2 separate regions of the Homo sapiens genome follow, and region 2 is linked to region 1. A link is a contact called in ENCODE Hi-C or POLR2A ChIA-PET data. All regions are on one chromosome and are shown on one strand. The core of a region is the stretch at or near the end of the contact, and the rest is flanking DNA. Distances in the headings are between cores, read along the strand shown.

Region 1 (2,700 bases), core at 4-2,503:
GAGGCCCAAGCTGAGGGTCAGGTCTGGGGTTGGGGATCAGCTCTGGGGTTGGGATCAGGTCTGGGTTGGGGGATGAGGTCTGGAGTTGGGAGGTCAGGTCTGAGTTGGGGTCAGGTCTGGGGATGGGAGTCAGGTCTGGGGTTGGGGGTCAGGTCTGGATTAGGGGTCAGCTCTGGGGTTGGGGATCAGGTCTGGGTTGAGGGATCAGTTCTAGGTTGGGGTCAGGTCTGGGCTTGGGGGTCAGGTCTGGGTTTGGGGGTCAGGACTGGGTTTGGTGTCAGGTCTGGGTTGTGAGTCAGGTCTGGGTTGTGAGTCAGGTCTGGGTTGGGGGATCAGGTCTGGGTTGGGGTCAGGTCTGGGTTGGGCGGGAGGTCTGGGTTGGGGGTCAGGTCTGGGTTGGGGGTCAGGTCTGGGTTGGGGGATCAGGTCTGGATTGTGGGTCAGGTCTGGGTTGGGGTCAGGTCTGGGTTGGGGGGTCAGGTCTGGGTTGAGCGGGAGGTCTGGGTTGGGGGTCAGGTCTGGGTTGGGGTCAGGTCTGGGTTGAGGGTCAGGTTTGGGTTGAGCGGGAGGTCTGGGTTGGGGGTCAGGTCTGGGTTGGGGTCAGGTCTGGGTTGGGAGATCAGGTCTGGGTTTTTGGGGTCAGGTCTGGGTCGGGGTCAGGTCTGGGTTGGGGGTCAGGTCTGGGTTGTGGGCATCAGGTCTCAATTGGGGATCAGGTCTAGGTCGAGGGGGAGGTCTGGGTTGGGGGTGCAGGTCTAGGTTAATGAGGAGAGGTATGGGGTTCTGAAGGCAGAGGGGAGTGGACAGCTGTGGAGTTCCCAGAAGATGGGGGAAGGTGGGGAGAACAGCTCTGGGCTTTCGAGGGCGGGCGAGTGGGTAGAGTTGGGCAGGTTTAGTGGGGGAGTTCTGTGGTTCCGAGCTAGGCGGGTCTGGGATTCCTAGGGTAAGGGGTCTAGAATTTGGAGGCCCGGGGCGGGGAGGGGGTAGGCCTGGGTTTCCGGGTGTGGGAGGCGGGTCTGGGGTTCCGAAGGCAGATGGGGAGGAGGGGTCCTGTCCGGGATCGGAAGCGCGGACGGGCCTGGGGTTCCGCGGTCGGGGGTCGTGCTCACCGGGGACCGGGTCAGTGGCTCGCGCTGCGCCGCCCGGCTTCCTGGGGTTGCCTGGGACAACGTGCTGGGGCGGCCACGCGCATTGTGCACCCCCGGTGCGGCGGCTGCTGGGCCCGTGGCCTCGGGCTGTGCAGCGGCGGCGGCCCCGGGGCGTGGGGCTGCGCGGGCGGCGGGGGGCGCGGGGGCGCGGGGAGCTGCGGCGTGCGGGGGGCGCGGGCCCCGACGGGCAGCAGTCATCAGCGCTTGGGCTGGGCCCGGGTTGGGGTCCGGGTCCCGGGCTGCTGTCGGAGCAGGCGCGGCTGCGGGGTCGGCGGCGCGGGACGGTGCGCGCCATGGTGTCCGCCGGGGGAGGGCCCGAGTGTAGCCCCGGGTCACGCGCTGCGGCCCCGCGCCCCCCTGTGGAGGTCACACTCCATCCCCCACCAGGTCACAAAGACCCGCGGGTCACATCCTGCCCCTCCCCCTCGGGCCCCCCAGGCCCGCCAGGCCTTCTCGCCCTCCCCGGGGCCCTCATGCCGCCCTCTGTCCCTGGGCCCTTCCCCGACGCGAGGCTGGAGCGGCGGGGTGAGGAGGCCGCGGGCGCTGGGCTCCTCCCGGGCTGCGCGCTGCGGGTCCTGGCGGATGGGGGCGACGGGGTGACCGTATCAGCGCCCCCCGTCCTGCGGCGGAACTTGGGAGGGCCTTGGTATCCGCAGAACCACTCGTGGGGTCCCACGCCGCTGCCCCCCGGGGGGTTCTGAGCCCACCCAGGTCCACACGGCCCCTGTCGTTTCCCCCCGCACCCCGCGGATCACCCCGCCAGGGCAGCTCGTGTCTGATCTGGCATCTCGGAGTGGGGGTAGGAAAGACACACCTGCCCCACCAGGACCCTCACTCCTGGCAACTTTCCAAAGCCTAGATGTCTTCATTTGGTTTTAAATCAACTTTATTTTGCATTTAACTTCCCAAGACACCCCAAAAGGGAGGTTCTGCCCCGACTCTGAAGGGGCTGGTGGGGGACTTGAAGGGGGGGAGTGGGAGCGTCCCCTGGCGGGGGTGGTTCCCTTCCAGCTCCCTCCCTCTTCCCCGGGGAATGCCACTGGGCTCTCACCAGACCCCAGTACTGGCCTCTAGGGGTTACACAAATCAGTGAGTGAAAAGCTGGCCCTCCCTCCACCCGCCCCTCCTCCCTGTGTCCCGATGTTTTTAGACCTGAGTGAGCTGACGCTGCTGAGACACAATATTAAATAGCCACAGCCACGTCTGCAAGTCAGCGTTTATTGCTCAAGCGTATTAAACAAAAATGTAGACTGAAAGAGACAGTTCTTTTAAACCCCATTTTTCCGGATTTTTTAAGCGCTCTAAAATAAGAAAATAAGAAAGTGCAAGCCAGCAAAAACGCTCCAAGTGCCTAATTCTGACTCTGAAACTTGAGCTCTCTGGTCTGCCCCCAAGAAGACATCAGCCCGCCCCGGGTCGTCCCTGTGGCTCCCACCCCATTCCCAGGAGCAGACCCCGCCAGCCTCAAAGCTGCAGGGAGGTGGGGGTGGCCTGCAGACAGGGTGGGGTCTGCATCCGGTACCAGTGACAGCAGCCTCTCCTCTCCCACGGT
Region 2 (2,700 bases), core at 68-2,567, 130 kb before region 1:
TCTGCCAGGGCACAGGACACCCTGCCACAGAGGATGGCCCCCACCAGAGGACAAGCCAGCTCCCGCTGCCACCAAGGCAGACAGATGCTCACAGCAGTCCCTGGACAGGGGCCTGGACCTCAGCCAAGGCATGTTAGACAGGGAGGCGGCCATGGTGTGAACGTGGGTCTGCTCTGGGAACACGAATCATGGGGTGGGGTCCGCGCAGGCCGGGACCACCTATGCGTGCTGCGTCCTGCTGTCCTGGATGTACCACATCCCCCTGAAGATGACCGTTGCCTGCTCAACCTCATGACAGGGCCGGTCTAATAGCCAGTGCCAGCGGGCAAGGCAGAGACACAGCCATGGGGCATCCCATGGCCAGGCTGTGCATCTCCACAGGGGCCCAGAACCACAGCAGGAGTCCTCGACGCAGGCACACACTGAGGATGGCATGGGCCTCCTCTGCACTGTGTTTGGGGAGGGTCTTCCACAGGCACTTGACCTTAACCCCTCCTTTACCACCCGTGCCTTTGGTCTGCAGAGTCAGATCGTAAGTAGCAGCCGGGACACCGGAGTTGGGCTTGGACGGCGGTGGAGCTGGTCCTGCTCTGTGCCTGTTCAGAGCTGTCCTTTTGTGTCCCCCAGTATTGGGTTGGAACAGAGTCCCCAAATGTGGAACATACTGTTCCAGCTCCCAGAAGCCTTCCAGGTGCCGTGTGTCCTGGCGGGGGCTGCAAGAGGCAGCCACTTATCTGTCCTCTGCTTTGGAGGGGATTTTCTCGCTCAGGAGGGCCCAGTGTGCTCACCATGTCTTGGTCATCTGGTCTCATTAGCACAGCACCATCGATAGAGGGGGCCAGTGTGACATCCTGGGGACATTCATTCAGCTGGTGCCAGTCTCTGGATTATTGTGAGAGAGGGCAGGAACGTTACCATAGCCCTGGGGAGGAACTGAGTGTTTCCTGTTTTGAGTTCCAAGGCAGTGTGACTGATCTTCCTGCCAGACAGGAGATGGAGAAGAATGCACACCCAGCAGTGGCCTCACTGCACACCTGGGGCTGGGGAGCCTTCTCTAGCAAAGGCGCCACATCTAGCTGGGTTGTTTTTGCAACAGTCCACTCTCCTCCAGGACCCACCCACCTGCCTTTTGCAGTGGTCAGATTGGTGGAATAAAAGGAGATCCTTGGCCGGGCATGGTGGCTCACGCCACTGTATTCCTAGCACTTTGGGAGGCCAAGGTAGGTGGATCACCTGAGGTCAGGAGTTCCAGACCAGGAACATGGCAAAACCCCATCTCTACTAAAAATACAAAAATTAGCCAGGCACGGCGGCAGGCACCTGTAATCCCATCAACTCAGGAGGCTGAGGCAAGAGAACCACTGGGACTCGAGAGGCGGAGGCTGCAGTGAGCCGAGATCGCTCTGCTGCACTCCAGTCTGGGTGACAGAGCGAGACTCCGTCTCAAAAAAAAAAAAAAAAGGAGATCCTTGCATTCTTTTAGATCTTTAGATGTGTCCCTAGTTTCCCCCAGTTTTGATTTACTATTTTGGGTGGGGATGGTCACAGATTTGCACTGGACTTACCCATTATGATGGCCAAGGAAATGGTGTCTACCATCAAGAATGTCAGCTCCATCCGTCCTGTGACTGGGGAAATGACCCACTGGATGAATGTGCAGACTCGAGGCTGGTGGATCAGACCTGGCCCGAATTCCACTGCTTCCCTGGCTCCTGTCAGCCCCTCGCTCTAACGGGAGCCATGAGGATGCTTCAGGCCTTCAGATGCCAGCATCACTCAAACCCTGTGTCCAGCACTTCTGAAGATGTGTGCGTATTTCCGTTGCACTGTGTCTGGTTACCGAGGTCGGCGGCCACAGGCCGTCTGGTGGTGGTGGCGGGCGGGGGCGGGGGCAGGGGGCCAGAATCATCATGGTGTGGATTTGCCTTGGCGTTGCACATCTTCCTCTTAGGGACTCAGCCTTCACTTTAGTGAGATTTCTCTGGGTCAGAAACCCACTCAGGTCTAGAAACTGGGCAGCGTCATGACTTTTTATTTATTTATTTATTTATTTATTTTTATTTATTTGAGATGGAGTCTGGCTCTGTCACCCAGGCTGGAGTGCAGTGGCGCGATCTCGGCTCACTGCAAGCTCCACCTCCCGGGTTCACACTACTCTCCTGCCTCAGCCTCCCGAGTAGCTGGGACTACAGGCGCCTGCCACCACGCCCGGCTAATTTTTTGCATTTTTAGTAGAGACGGGGGTCTCGCCGTGTTAGCCAGGATGGTCTCGATCTCCTGACCTCGTGATCCACCCGCCTCGGCCTCCCAAAGTGCTGGGATTACAGGTGTGAGACACAGCACCCGGCCCTATTTATGTATTTTTGAGACAGAATCTCACTCTGTAGCCCAGGCTGACAGTGCAGTGGCGCGATCTCGGCTCACTGCAGCCTCTGCCTCCCGGATTCAAGTGATTCTCCTGCCTCAGCCTCCCGAGTAGCTGGGATTACAGGCATGCACCACCACGCCCGGCTAATTTTTGTATTTTTAGTAGAGATGGGGGTTTCACCACATTGGTCAGGCTGGTCTTGAACTCCTGACCTCGTGATCCGCCCACCTCGGCTTCCTAAAGTGCTGGGATTACAGGCGTGAGCCACCACGCCCGGCCTTATTTATCTATTTTCAAGAAAGAGTCTCTCTGTGTTGCCCAGGCTAGAGTGC

What was found. A loop is a pair of places that touch in the nucleus more often than their neighbours do. ChIA-PET counts read pairs that join two places held with the same protein, here RNA polymerase II (POLR2A). Pooled maps may share reads with other maps.
Region 2: a loop to region 1 is called in a pooled map, with 4 times the contacts of the local background. The contact joins the enhancer-like site here to the promoter of TTLL8 in region 1. A Hi-C loop is called at or near these places in 2 of 50 pooled maps. POLR2A ChIA-PET finds 5 or more read pairs at or near these places in 3 of 52 experiments (A673, IMR-90 and Panc1).

What each region holds. Positions count from the first base shown.
Region 1 is chr22:50,057,045-50,059,744 of GRCh38, forward strand. It overlaps TTLL8 (tubulin tyrosine ligase like 8), which reads right to left and starts at 1,254. Exons shown (of 14, transcript NM_001350317.3): 1 at 1,110-1,254. MLC1 (modulator of VRAC current 1) reads right to left here. Exons shown (of 12, transcript NM_015166.4): 12 at 2,347-2,700.
Region 2 is chr22:49,930,259-49,932,958 of GRCh38, forward strand. No RefSeq gene overlaps it. Among named protein-coding and RNA genes, the nearest start is that of CRELD2, 13 kb to the left of the region's middle. RefSeq lists an enhancer at 308-357. Within about 2 kb of position 1,318, at least 16 of the 41 ENCODE cell types and tissues checked have a DNase peak (open chromatin) inside an H3K27ac peak, as active enhancers do.